Linked DNA regions of Homo sapiens: all the other regions are linked to region 1. The links are chromatin contacts, found by Hi-C in ENCODE. All regions are on one chromosome and are shown on one strand. The core of a region is the stretch at or near the end of the contact, and the rest is flanking DNA. Distances in the headings are between cores, read along the strand shown. Region 1 holds the start of CNIH3-AS1 (CNIH3 antisense RNA 1). Region 2 holds the start of CAPN2 (calpain 2). Region 3 holds the start of SDE2 (spliceosome associated SDE2).

Evidence for each region. Hi-C counts contacts between places; a loop is a spot of excess contacts on that map. Pooled maps may share reads with other maps.
Region 2: a loop to region 1 is called in a map with no recorded cell type, with 3 times the contacts of the local background. The contact joins the promoter of CAPN2 here to the promoter of CNIH3-AS1 in region 1. A Hi-C loop is called at or near these places in 1 of 168 maps with a recorded cell type or tissue (posterior vena cava), 3 of 37 single-sample maps with no recorded cell type and 3 of 50 pooled maps.
Region 3: a map of GM12878 shows a loop between it and region 1 (5-fold over the local background). The contact joins the promoter of SDE2 here to the promoter of CNIH3-AS1 in region 1. A Hi-C loop is called at or near these places in 1 of 168 maps with a recorded cell type or tissue (GM12878), 1 of 37 single-sample maps with no recorded cell type and 4 of 50 pooled maps.

The regions. Positions count from the first base shown.
Region 1 is chr1:224,728,540-224,732,657 of GRCh38, forward strand. CNIH3-AS1 (CNIH3 antisense RNA 1) reads right to left here and starts at 2,053. Exons shown (of 3, transcript NR_187293.1): 1 at 1,759-2,053. It overlaps CNIH3 (cornichon family AMPA receptor auxiliary protein 3), which reads left to right. Exons shown (of 6, transcript NM_152495.2): 4 at 1,923-2,035.
Region 2 is chr1:223,710,291-223,714,728 of GRCh38, forward strand. CAPN2 (calpain 2) reads left to right here and starts at 2,249. Exons shown (of 21, transcript NM_001748.5): 1 at 2,249-2,587. The coding sequence starts at 2,351. RefSeq lists enhancers at 1,846-1,895, 1,935-2,886 and silencers at 1,996-2,385, 2,596-2,715.
Region 3 is chr1:225,998,002-226,002,344 of GRCh38, forward strand. It overlaps SDE2 (spliceosome associated SDE2), which reads right to left and starts at 1,342. Exons shown (of 7, transcript NM_152608.4): 1 at 1,192-1,342. The coding sequence starts at 1,311. RefSeq lists enhancers at 1,197-1,306, 1,827-1,976, 1,997-2,096, 2,177-2,226 and a silencer at 1,367-1,646.

The DNA of each region.
Region 1 (4,118 bases), core at 803-3,302:
TCTACACTGGACTTTGAGAATAAAGAAGGTGCCCCATAGTTACAAAATGTCTTACACGTGTGCTGTGCATGTCTTTATTTTTAATGTGTGCGTATGTGTTTCTCCCTCTGTGTCTGCCATCTGGGGTAGTTAGCTCATCTAACTAAATTGAGAGACCAAAGTCATGGTCCATACCCAAATGGGATGGTTTGAGGGAGTTTGTTCTCCACCCAAAGAAATCTTAGTTTGTAACCACAGGCTGCATATCTAATGCCAGCCAGCCATGTTGTAAACATATGCACTTGGTCATTTCAATGCACTTTACCACGTATTTGTTAAGTCTCTCCTAACTGCCATGCATTGTACAAAGGCGCTTTGCAAATGGAAATGAGAAAAGAATAGACGTTGGCTAAGATGGCTTGCAGAATGCTGGACAGAGGAATCTATCTGTATTGGAAGGTGGGAAGAGGATGATGACTCCACAATGGATAGATTATGGAAAGTACCCCTGGGAGGGGGTCAGAAAACATGCTGTGGGGCCCAGAGGTACAGGGGAGGGTGGAGGAACAAGGGACGGTAGGCAGAGCTCCCAATAGAAAGTGTCATTTGAGGCTGGGGACGGTGGCTCGTACCTGTAATCGCAGCACTTTGGGAGGCCGAGGTGGGCAGATCACCTCAGGTCAGGAGTTCAAGACCAATCTAGCCAACATGGTGAAACCCCCTTTCTACTGAAAAATATGAAAATTAGCTGGGCGTGGTAGCAGGCGCCTGTAATGCCAGCTACTTGGGAGGCTGAGGCAGGAGAATTGCTTGAACCCAGGAGGCAGAGGTTAGAGTGAGCCAAGATCACGCCACTGTACTCCAGCCTGGGCAACAGAGTAAGACTATGTCTCCAAAAAAAAAAAAAAAAAAAAAAAGGTAAGTGGCATTTGAGATGGGCCTTGAAGGATGTTTCAAAAGATTTTGATGGGAAGAACAAAGTATTCATGAGAGCCTAAACAATACAAAGTATATTTATATATTATATAAATAAATATATTTAGTAATATGTATCTATATCTCCCTATATAACTGGGTAAAATGGTGCATTTATATCTGTAGCCTTCCCTACTGCTGGTCTAGGTGCCAAATTTCTTCCTTACAGTTACCCTTTAGCTTACAACTTTGATTTCTGATAAAATGAAGTTACCCTTGGGAGCAGCTTTTCAATGATTTTAAGCTCCTTTTACCCATTTATACCTGTGTGGCTGGATTGGAGGTGGGAGAGCTTAGTCTTCCTGCTGGTCACACTTCCCACCATCAGGCCTTTCTTGGTCAGGATCAGTTTCTTCCCTCTTCCCCCAGAGGCTACACTGTCCCTCTTCATCATTGCTAATTGTTGTTTTTCTCGCGTTCCTCTTGCTCCATCCACCATCAGGCAAAATGCCACTGCCTTCTGAGGCTGGCCATTTTTTCCTGACCCTCCTATATTTGTGATAAATGTACATATTCACTTTAGGTTTGTGAGTTACTATAGGAGGATACACAGGGGCCAGAAAAACAAGAGCAGGGCAGTTATGGATTCATTAGAAACCCTTGCAGTATTTCTCCTAGTGGTCCTGCCTTGGGTCAGATGACACATGGGCTGGACCAGCTCTTCCAGTCTTCCCAGTGGCCATCCATGGGTGACCCCTAGGAGCAAGCGTGGTATTCTGTTAATAGTAAGCAGTGCACTGAGGGCTTGTGTCATTTGGGTTTGGGTATAATAAAAAGAGGAGTGCCATAAAAAGAAGAACTTACCAGAAATGGATCTGTGTTGGGGCAGTGGCTCTACGTTGCTGCAGGGAGGGCCTTTGTGTCAACCGTCTGTGAGAGGCAGTGTCCAGGCAGAAGTCAGCTGCCATAGAAGCAGGAGTGGCGTTTTCCTCCTCTAACTCAGGGCCGTGTCTCTGCTCCCTCTTCAGCTGGTGCTGCCAGAATACTCCATCCATAGCCTCTTCTGCATTATGTTCCTGTGTGCGCAAGAGTGGCTCACGCTGGGGCTGAATGTCCCTCTACTTTTCTATCACTTCTGGAGGTAAGTCAGACTGGGACTGGTATATCCTTCGTCTTTTCTGCCAGGGCAGCCTGCTCTCCAGTGATGATGTCACCCAAATAGACAGCTTCTATTGCCTTCCAATCATCCCTTCCTTTCTGGGTCTCTCTCTTTAAAGCCTGTTCCCAAACTGCTCTTAGGCAACAAGTCCAATAAGGAAAGGCCCTTTTTGTTGGTTTCATTAACCACAACCCCATCCCTTGTAGGTCAGTGTTAAAAGCATCTATAGTTGCATTCACAACAGCCAAAGAGTGGAACCAACCCAAATGCCCATCAGCTGATAAATGGAGAAACAAAATATGGTATATCCATACAATGGAATACTATTTGTCAATAAAAAGAAATGAAGTACTGATACATGCTACAACATGAAGCCCTAAAGAAAGTATCAGTGAAAAAAGCCAGACACAAAAGGCCACATATTTCATGATTCTATTTATAGGAAATGTCCAGGAAAGGCAAATCTATAGACAGAAAGTAAATTCATGGCTGCCAGGGGCTGGGAGGGAATGAGAATAGGGAATGACTGCTAATGGGTCAAAGGTTTTCTTTTTAGGGTGATGAAAATGTTCTGAAATTAGATAGTCATGATGGTTGCACAACTCTATGAATATACTAAAAACCACTGAATTGTACAGTTGTACACTTTAAAAGGGTGACTTTTATGGTATGTAAATTATATCTTAATAAAAAAAAAAGCACCTACCAGATGGGCTGGATTTTCTGGGACAGTTATAATTTCATAGATTCTATTCCCTGCTAAGACCATGTGTCAGATCATGTGATTTTTGGCTTTTTGTAAAATAGAGTCACCATATGGACACAGGAGGCAGAGGTGGGGGAATATCTAAATAGTAGAGAAGGTATTTGCGCAGATAAGTTGCCTGCCCTTGACCCTTTGCTGCCAGAGCATTGGACCCCAAAGTGTTTTATCATTTTTATTGTACCATAAAATCTGGCTTGAATTTAGCCACACCTAAGACATGCACTCCTTCATTTAGAAAACATACGGGATACATAGTACACGCCAGGCATTGTGAGGGATTTCACGTTAAGTGTAAAGCAAAACCTTTACCCTTAAGGAACGTACATCCTAGTGGTGGAGGGAAATATGTTCTTAACAGACATATGAGGAATACTGGTAGGAGCATAGAGAAAGAAGCACTTAAATTAGACTCAAGAGTGACATTGGAAAAGCACATTCCAGGGCGAGGGCCCAGCATGTGCAAAGGCCCAGAGTTAAGAGAACACTTGTTGTGTTTGGGAAACAGTAGTTGCTCAGTGAGGTTGGATGTAGGGTTCTTGGAGGGAAATAAGAAGAGACAGGGTTGGCAGGCAGCTGAGAGTATGGTATGGAGGGCCTGAAATGATTTGATGGGGAAGGTGGAATTAATTTATTCTCTAGGTAATGAAAAATGATCAGAAGCTTTAGAAGAAGACAGTGGCATTACCTGATCTGATTTTTAGGAAGGTGGCCTGGGAAGCAGTGTAAAGGATGGGTTAGAGGGTGAAATATTGAGGATGAAATCCAATGAGGGGGTTATGGTGGGAACTCCAGGTGGAGAGGTGAGAGAGCCTTGACCCAGGTGGTGGGAGTCAGAATGGTGAGAGAACAAGAGAAGCTGTGGAGGTGAACTGGATAAGCCTTGGCCCATAATTGGGTGCAGGTGAGGGAGAGAAAGCCTCTAGGCTGCGTGGCCGGGAGGTCGATGGTGCCATTGACCAGGGCCAGCAGGGTAGAAGAAATCTCAGATTTAGGGAGGAAGGAAAAAGATTCGGTTACATCGAGAAGCCTCACTTTAAGTAAAGGCAATCTGCTCTCATCTGAATTAGAGAGAAGTCAAATAGAAGATCCAGGATTCACAACAACCAAGTGAGCTGGGTTTCATTTTCTGTGTTTGATACATGGGGACACAGAGACTCACAAAGGTTAAGTCAACTTAACCTGTGTTGCTCAGCTCGGACGTGGCAGGGCTGAGGTTACACCCCACCTCTGTACGAATTCCAGTCTGAGTCCCTGCCACCTGACACACTGCCCCAGGGGCTGGCTCTTCTCCTCCAGGAA
Region 2 (4,438 bases), core at 999-3,498, 1.0 Mb before region 1:
AAAAACAACAACAACAACAACAAAAACAATGAAAGGCTAGACCCAGATCTTCTGGAAGGAGATGCTCTAAACCAGGGTTTCTCAGCCTCTACATGACTGATGTCTTGGACTAGATCATGTTTTGGGTGGAGAATGTAAACCAAAAATAAAATTCTAAGCCTCCCCCTCCCCTACCCCCGCCAACCATCTAAATGGATGGTTCCTCCTTAGCCGAGGCTCTTAAAATTTTAACCTGAAATTTTCAGGCCATGAAGGAAAGGCAAGGTCGGACATGCTTCATTATACCTCTCCAGCGTGAACATCAACCAGAGTTTAGGTCTGATAAGAAACATTTTACTGCCTGTTCACTCTGAAGCCTGCTAGCTAAAAGCTTCATCTATGTGATAAAACTTTTGTCTCCACAACCTCTTATCGCAACCCAAACATTCCTTTCTATTGATCCTGGGCCTTTAGACAAACTCAACCAATTGTCAACCAGAAAATGTTTAAATATTTACCTATATCCTGGAAGCCACCCCCACTACCCACCCACCACCCCCCGCCACTTTGAGTTGTCCCGCCTTTCTGAACCAAACCAATGTATTTCTTAAATGTACTTGACTGATGGCTCTTGCCTCCCTAACATGTATAAAACCAAGCTGCACCCCAACCACCTCGGGCACATGTCCTCAGGACTTCCTGTGTCACAGGTGTGCATCTTCAACCATGGCAAAAGAAACTTTCTAAATTAAATGAGACCTGTTTCAGATTTTCTGGGTTCACAAGAGCTATCTTGGACATTGGAAGATGTTCAGCGGCATCCCTGGCTTCTACTTAGTAAAGGCCAGTAGCACCTCATCTCCTAGCTGTGACCATAAAAACTATCTCCAGACATTCCCAAATGTCTCCTGGGGTGGGTAGGGGACAAAACTGCCCCCAGTTGAGAACCACTGCTGTAGACCATGCACAGTTTTCCAGTGAAACCCAAATTCTTCCCTACTACTGTAGAGAAGAAGAGGAGGTAATTTCTGCCCATCTGCATTTCTTGGCACGCACCCATGTCTCTGTGTGTGAGATGAGAATCACACCCTAGCTCCACAACAGAGTGGTCACAGTAGCCAACACAGGCAGTATTCTAAATGCTCTCTCCCTATAGTAACCCAACTAATCCTGCCAGTTAAATATGAGTTTCAGGTAAACAATGAATCATATTTTCTTTTAGAATAAGTATGTATGCCCATGCAATATTTGGGCCCTACATATACTTTAAAAGTATCTGTTGTTTATCTGAAATTCAAATTAAACATTTGGGAGGGTTGTTGTTTTATTGGCCAAATCATTTTATTTTATTTTATTTTTGATATGGAGTTTCGCTTTGTCACCCAGGCTGGAGCGCAGTGGCGCGATCTCGTCTCACTGCAACTTCTCCCTCCTGGGTTCAAGCGTTTCTCCTGTCTCAGCCTCCCGAGTAACTGAGATCACAGGTGCCTGCCACGACGTATTTTTAGTAGAGACGGAATTTCACCATGTTGACCAGGCTGGTCTCGAACTCCTGACCCCAGGTGATCCGCCTGCCTCCGGCCTCCCAAAGTGTTGGGATTACAGGTGTGAACTACCGCACCCAGCCTTATTGGCCAAATCTGACAACCCTATCTATAATCAAATAAACAGCTGAGCAGTAGTAATTGCAGCATTGTGATTGCAATAGGCCTCCGGTGGCTTAGAGTCCCTGTTCTGCCTGTGACTGTTGTGCCACATTGGGGACGTCATTTAGCGTCTCCGAGGCTCAGTTTTCTCATCTGTAAAATGGGGACAATATCAGCGCCTTCTTCAGAGTCGCTGGGAGGATTAAATGAGATGATGTATGCAGAGCCGTTAAGACGCTGTTTGGCACAAAGTTCAGGGCAGCTGGTTTAGTTTCCTCGACTTCACTACCTGACCCTCTGCTAACTCCCCGGGTGTTTTCCGGACGGCCACAACTATCCTAGCCTTCTTCCCTATGGGCTGCAAAGGTGGCCTCGGGTTCCGGTGGGAGCCCCAACTCTGGACCGCGATTCGCGAGCCTCCCCGGCGCCGGGCCGCGCCATCCCGGGAGCTGTCCGCAGATGGCAGCACCGGCCCCGGGTCGCGGCGTTCCCGGCGCTCGGCAGGCCGCAGGATGGCCTGGTCCCGGGCCGGGAGCCCAGCAGGCCGGGAGCGGCTGAGGCCACACCCCGCGGGCCGGGCCGCTTCCCTCCGGTGAATCATCGCTCGCAGCGGCGGCGCCCGCAGTGGCCGCAGCAGCGCGCCGGGCCCTGGCCGCGCCCCAGCCGAGCGCAGCGCGGAGTCGCCCCGACCTTTCTCTGCGCAGTACGGCCGCCGGGACCGCAGCATGGCGGGCATCGCGGCCAAGCTGGCGAAGGACCGGGAGGCGGCCGAGGGGCTGGGCTCCCACGACAGGGCCATCAAGTACCTCAACCAGGACTACGAGGCGCTGCGGAACGAGTGCCTGGAGGCCGGGACGCTCTTCCAGGACCCGTCCTTCCCGGCCATCCCCTCGGCCCTGGGCTTCAAGGAGTTGGGGCCCTACTCCAGCAAAACCCGGGGCATCGAGTGGAAGCGCCCCACGGTAGGAAGCGCGCGGCAGGACGCGGGCAGGGCGGGGTGCCGGGCAGGGCGGGGTGCAGGCCGGCCCGCGGCGCGCTGGGGCGGGGGGCAGCCCGGGTGCTGCAGTGGGGAAGCCGCAAGCCAGGACCTCGCAGTCCTGCGACACCTCCGCGCCGCCAGAGCCCGGGACTCTGTTCGAGCGTGGGGGGACTCCCGGGGCCTTCCCTCTCTTCCACCCACCACGCTTTCCTGGGCGGGTCGAGGCGAATCACTGCCCTCAGATCCCACTAGCAGGCCACTTTAGGACTTCACAAAAACTCAGGGTGATGCAGGAGGCCGGGGTGAAACTTTGATTGGACTCTAGCGGGGAGCTGGAAGGGAAGGGGAATCGGGTCTGCAGGGAAGGGACGGTGAGAGGCAGCATCTACCAGACAAAGTCCGTCTCCAACTGGGGTTCTGTCTGTTCATGGAGGGGGACAGGCCATAGCCTGGTCATTTTGTGACTAAGGATAGTCTCCTGCAGCCCTGGGGTTAGATTTATTTTTCCAAAGGGGAGCCAGCGATACCTCCTCATAACATTGACACTGGTAATTAACCCAGGACACGGAGGTGTCTCATGGTTTCCCTGGCGGGAATCACCCGGGAAACCTCCGGGAGCCCTCCAGACCCCCTTATCCCGTCCCCCAGGGTCTCTGACCTCCCGGCCCTGGGACAACTTGTGCTCCCCAATCTACTTGTCCATTCTGTTTCTTGGGGAACCCCTGAGGCTCCTCCTCCTTTGGGACACTTCCCCAGGCTTCCCCTACCACGCCTAGGAAAGCCTGCCCTGAAGTCCAACTTCTAGATTCCTGTTGTGAGAACAAGGCTTCCAGCTCTGCTTCCACACCCAGCAGCCTCCCAGGTCACCTTCTGTTACCCTAAATCCAGCCCATAGGTAGCAAGGGCTGCAGGAAGCGCCCTAGCCCAGACTCAGAGCACTTGGGTTCTTCTTCTTGCTAACCTGCTGGTGACCTTGAACGAGCCATTTAACCTCTCTGTGCCTCCATGTCTTCATCTAAAAGAAAACATGCTGCCTAAATATTTTCTCTCTTTTGTGGCCCACTAGGCCCTGCCGTCATGGCCTCCTTTCAGTCTCTCAAAGAGCCGGTTCTTTCCTGCATGAGGCCTTCTCACCAGCAAGGCACGCTGTTACCTGGAGTGTGGCTCACTCTCATTCTTCCCAACTTAGTCACATGTTCCCTTCCTAAAGAGGTCTTTTCTGACCCTTCTTAGCAGCCACCTCCCCACCTTGTTTTTCTCTGTCACCCCACTCATTTCCTTCATAGCATTGTCACAGTTTAGAATATAATCACATGTATTTGTTCTTCCTACTGAACTGCAGGAATCATGTGTATATTATTTACCAGTATATCCCCAGTGCCTGACACATAACCATGCCTTTCACAGTATTCATTCATTCATTCATTCATTCATTTACTCACTCATTTGACAACACTGATTGAGCACCTGTTACATGCCAGGCACTGTCCTGAGAGCTCAGGAGATACACCAGTGAACACAAAAGAAGTGACTGTTTGTAGAATATGGATGCAGGATTGTAATGTGCCTCAAATGAAATTATGGTTGTGAAAGTGATACGCTGACCTGACTCAGTGCCTCACACCTGTAATCCCAGCACTATGGGAGGCCAAGGTGGGAGGATCGCTTGAGCCAGGAGTTCAAGACCAGCCTGGGCAACACAGTAAGACTTGTCTCTATAAAAAAGTAAAAAAAAAAAAAAAAAAAGTGAAACACAAACCAAGAGAATGTGTTCACTTTACATTTGCATGGCACTTTACAGTTTACATAGTGAGTTCACATACTCATTCACTTA
Region 3 (4,343 bases), core at 92-2,591, 1.3 Mb after region 1:
CTGCAATCCCAGCTATTTGGGAGGCTGAGGCAGGAGAACCGCTTGAACTCAGCGAGGCGGAGGTTGCAGTGGGCCGAGATCACGCCATTGCACTCCAGCCCGGGCAACGGGAGTCAAACTCCGTCGGGGGTGGGGGAGGGGGAGAAAAGAACACTGTACTCATGAAATAAGAATTATTTTCAAAGGAATTAGAATGCAATTATTTTCATGGTCAAAAACAGTTGTGCTTACAGTTTTTAGACTGGATTACAGAGCAGGAAGGAAAACATGGAAAGTGAAAAACCGTATTATTTGCAAACACACATTGCTTCTTCACGGAATCGATCCAAGTCTCTTAAAATTTTGGTCTAGACTGCAGTGTTAACATTTGTTAAGCTTATAAATAGTAAGCAGAGGAAATAGCCGAGGAAAGCACGGATGAGGTGCGGAAAGAACAGAGTTCTAGATCAAGTGCCAACATTAAAATTAGATTCAGGGAAACCACTAAATTCTTTTGACAACTGAACAGGTTTAATATCTTATAGCTGGTAAAAGCTTACTTACTTGAAAGTTCAGTAAAAGCTCACGTGTAACTCTGGAAGTCCCTGGTAGGTTTTCACAAATATGCACGGACAAATGAGACCATCAAATTAATAGTGAACACTTCTACGTAACAGGCCCTAAGAACCCAGGCCCTCAACAGGACACACGTGTGAATGCTTGGTCACAACGACTGACCAGAAGAATCAATTTTCCTTCCCAATCATCCTTTGGCCTGGGTTTGGATATGACATACTTCTCTAGGCTGGGGCTAACAAGGCTGTGTGATGAGTGGACAAAATACACGTCACATAACCATAGTAAGAAGGTGAAGACTGGAGCCTTAAAAATCAGCCGGCCCAACTGCCAGAAGACCATTATATTTACGGATAAAGAAAGAGAAACAAAGTATTTGTAACTGTGAGCGGGACTAAGTGCCTGTAACAGTTTTTTTCTCCCTCTTGGTGGGAAGGCAAAACCACCACCACAAAAGAAAAGCAAAGGAAGGTCTCAGTAACAATTCGAAGCACCTTAACACTGAGGAACTCTCAGCCTCAACGAGTGAAAACCCCAGAGAATAAACGTACCCCCGCCCCGGACAGACCTACTCCGCACCCAGCGCTGCCACCTGTCTGCCTCTTTCTCCTTCCTAACAGGAACCGAAATCCTCACCTGATCTTGGCAGTGCCGGTGGATAAAATCCCGGACGGTGCACCGACCCGAGGCACACCGCACCGCCTTGCACCCGAAGCCAGGGCCGCGAATCCACACCAGCGCCGCGGCCTCCGCCATGTCACCGACTACCCGAACCTCAAGCCTCTCTGAGACACCAGGCGCCGCAACTCGCCCGGCGCCTCTTGATGACGCGAGCATCTTCCAACGCCCCGCCCCTCACGCTTCCGTTCACCCCTCCCCTCCCCTGGGGCGGGTCAAGTGAGCCGGGCGGCGGGGCGGTGCGGGCTGGGGGAGGGGAACAGGAAAGGCCTGGCGGAGGCAGATAAGGCGGCAGAGCACGGGGCGAGGCGTTGCTAGGAGAAGTTGCTAGGGCGGGGCTCGAGGGACCGGCTATAAAAGGCTGGCGCTGGGTTAGGTTTCGAGCTTCCTGGCCGTAAGCGATAAGGCTTTAACTGAGAACCACCTTGTGCTGTAGGCTTTGGCCCTTTTCCTCACATCTGTGTAGTTATTTTTGGGTCGCGGAGAATTGTGGCCCGAGAAGGCTCTGCTCCTTGAGAGTGTGGGGAGAGAAGCTGCAGTCCCGGAAGCGGTTTTAGGGGGCCGCTTCCTTGGCCTAGAGGAGCTCCCCAACCCGAGGGGGCAAGGGAAACGACCCCCAGGAGGCCCCTAAACAGTGGCCGGCGTGGTTTCTCCTCCAGCTTTACAGAGCCTTCTCTTCCCCTCCAGAAACAGCCAACCTCCGGGTTTCTGCCTGCCACGCACGGTTTATTCTTATTTCCGCCTGTTTGTGCACTGCGTTATCTCCACTTCAGCTCTGTTTTCAAAATATTTCACAGCAAGTGGGCTCTTGTGAAAGGCAGTGACAGGAGTGACGTTTATAGTCATGCTGCTTCAAAAAACCCTACCATAACTTTTATTCTGCACCATGGAAACACACTCGGACAGATTTGCATAACGTAACCTTAAGGCTCAGGGAATCCGAAAGAGTCCCTTAATATTTAACAGAATGAGATTATGGTATTTCTAAAACCCTGAACAATTCAAAAGCCACCAGTGTGAAGATAGGAAGGTTATTTGGAGATATCTGTGCCTGCTAAACACAAATGCATCGGCCCACAGAATTGCCTTCTCTGCTGTTAAAATGCTTGGCAAATGGAACTCCTAGCTGAGGGGGTAACAACAAAAAATTCAGAAATCGTTTAGCGGTGGCAGTATGTGCGAAAATGGAATTTCAAGGCCTGGGAAGTTAATAGATTCAGTGGTCTTTATTTCACACACGAGGGAAAGTTGGGGAGAGAAAGGGCCTCCATGGGGATGCCAGTAGATAAATAAAAATTACAAAAAAAAAAATAATAAAGATAGATTGTACTGGCCGGGCGCGGTGGCTCATGCCTGTAATCCAGCACTTTGGGAGACTGAGGCGGGCGGATCTCGAGGTCAGGAGTTCGAAACCAGCCTCACCAACATGGTGAAACCCCATCTCTACTAAAAATACAATAATTAGCCGGGCGTGGTGGTGCGCGTCTGTAATCCCAGCTATTCAGGAGGCTGAGGCAGGAGAATCGCTTGAACCCGGGAGGCAGAGGTTGCAGTGAGCTGAGATCGTGCCATCGCACTCCAGCCTGGGCGACAGAGAGAGTCTCCGTTTCAGAAAAAAAAGATATATTGTACCTAGGAAGCAGTATTTCGGAAAGGTGGTGCCATGGCAACCCTGGGGCGTGAAGGTGTCGCCAGGTTACATGTAAGCCGTCCAAACTCCAGAAACCTCAAGTCCCTCTGCAGTCTGCTCCCCAGCTCTCTGTCCTCCAGGTTCCTGAAAAAGTAATCTACAGATCTGAGCCTTAAGCCTCTTCTTTTTTTATTTGTGATTTCTTCCTTCTGGTGATCAAAAATGACTATTTCAAATAAATAAATAATTTTTTTAAATGACCATTTCAAAGGTCTGAGATCCTACAAGTAACTGTATAAAGGTCAGTTTGGGTTTCCAAAACATTTTTTGTGTCGGGATAATGCTTCGTGTCTTGTGAGGAATTATTATGATTAGTCTTTTTTTTCTTTCTTTCTTTCTTTTTTGAGACACTCGCTCTGCCACCTGGGCTGGAGTGTAGTGGCGCAATCATAGCACACGCAGCCTTGAACTCCTGGGCTCAAGTGATCTGCCACAGACTCCAGATGGATTACAGGTGCATGCCACCACACCTGGCTAATTTTTAAATTTTTTGTAAAGACGAGTTTTTCGCTAAGTTGCCCAGGCTGGTCTTGAACTCTTGGGCTCAAAAGATCCTCCCGCCTCAGCCTCCCAAAGTGCTGGGATTACAGGCGTGACCTGCCGTGCCTGGCATAAGTAGTACTTTCCAGTAAGGAAACTCCACATCATTTATTACTAACATTATATTTAGTCCTCATAAAACCTGATGTCTGAATGGAATTTTTCGCTTTTTATCCCTCTGTTGCATTTAAATTCCTATTATTTAAAGAATCCCAAGTATTGAATAGGTATTTGTCATTTAAAATATGAAATAACCATTGATATTAGCTTTTGAAAGACACAAATTTCCAAGTAATATATAATTTGTTGTTAAAACTTCAAAATGAGCGTGTAGTACCATGACATGTACAGAGTAGATATTAAGTAAATATTAGTTGGATACTTGATGGATTACTAAGGTAGAAGTTAATTATTCTCAATGTACATATGATGAAATATATTTTGCACTAATATAACAATCTATTGTAAGGATGCAGAATTTAACTTGGATTGCTATTAAATTCCTTTAAAGAATGAGGAAATTGAAGCATGTAAAGTTAGGGCTATGGCCAAGAACACAGTGCACATCAGTGAAAAAAAAAAAATCTAGAAAGACAGCTATTAGCTGGGTTACTATGGGTGTGTGGTAGCTTCCAGTTGACAGTGCTATGTGGCGGGGCTGATCAGTGATTATGGAAAAGAGCCAACTGCTGCTACCTTTCCCACCTCATGACGTCAGGGAAGGCACAGGAAGGCACGTGTGTGGTTGTGACAACTAAATGGTGAGTGGGAGGGGGGCCAGTTCCTCTATTGTCTACATAGTGTGGCCATGCTCCTCAGACTATATTTGGTGTGCTTTCCAGTAAACCACACTGGCTTTGTTCCTGCCTATGTTCTCCAG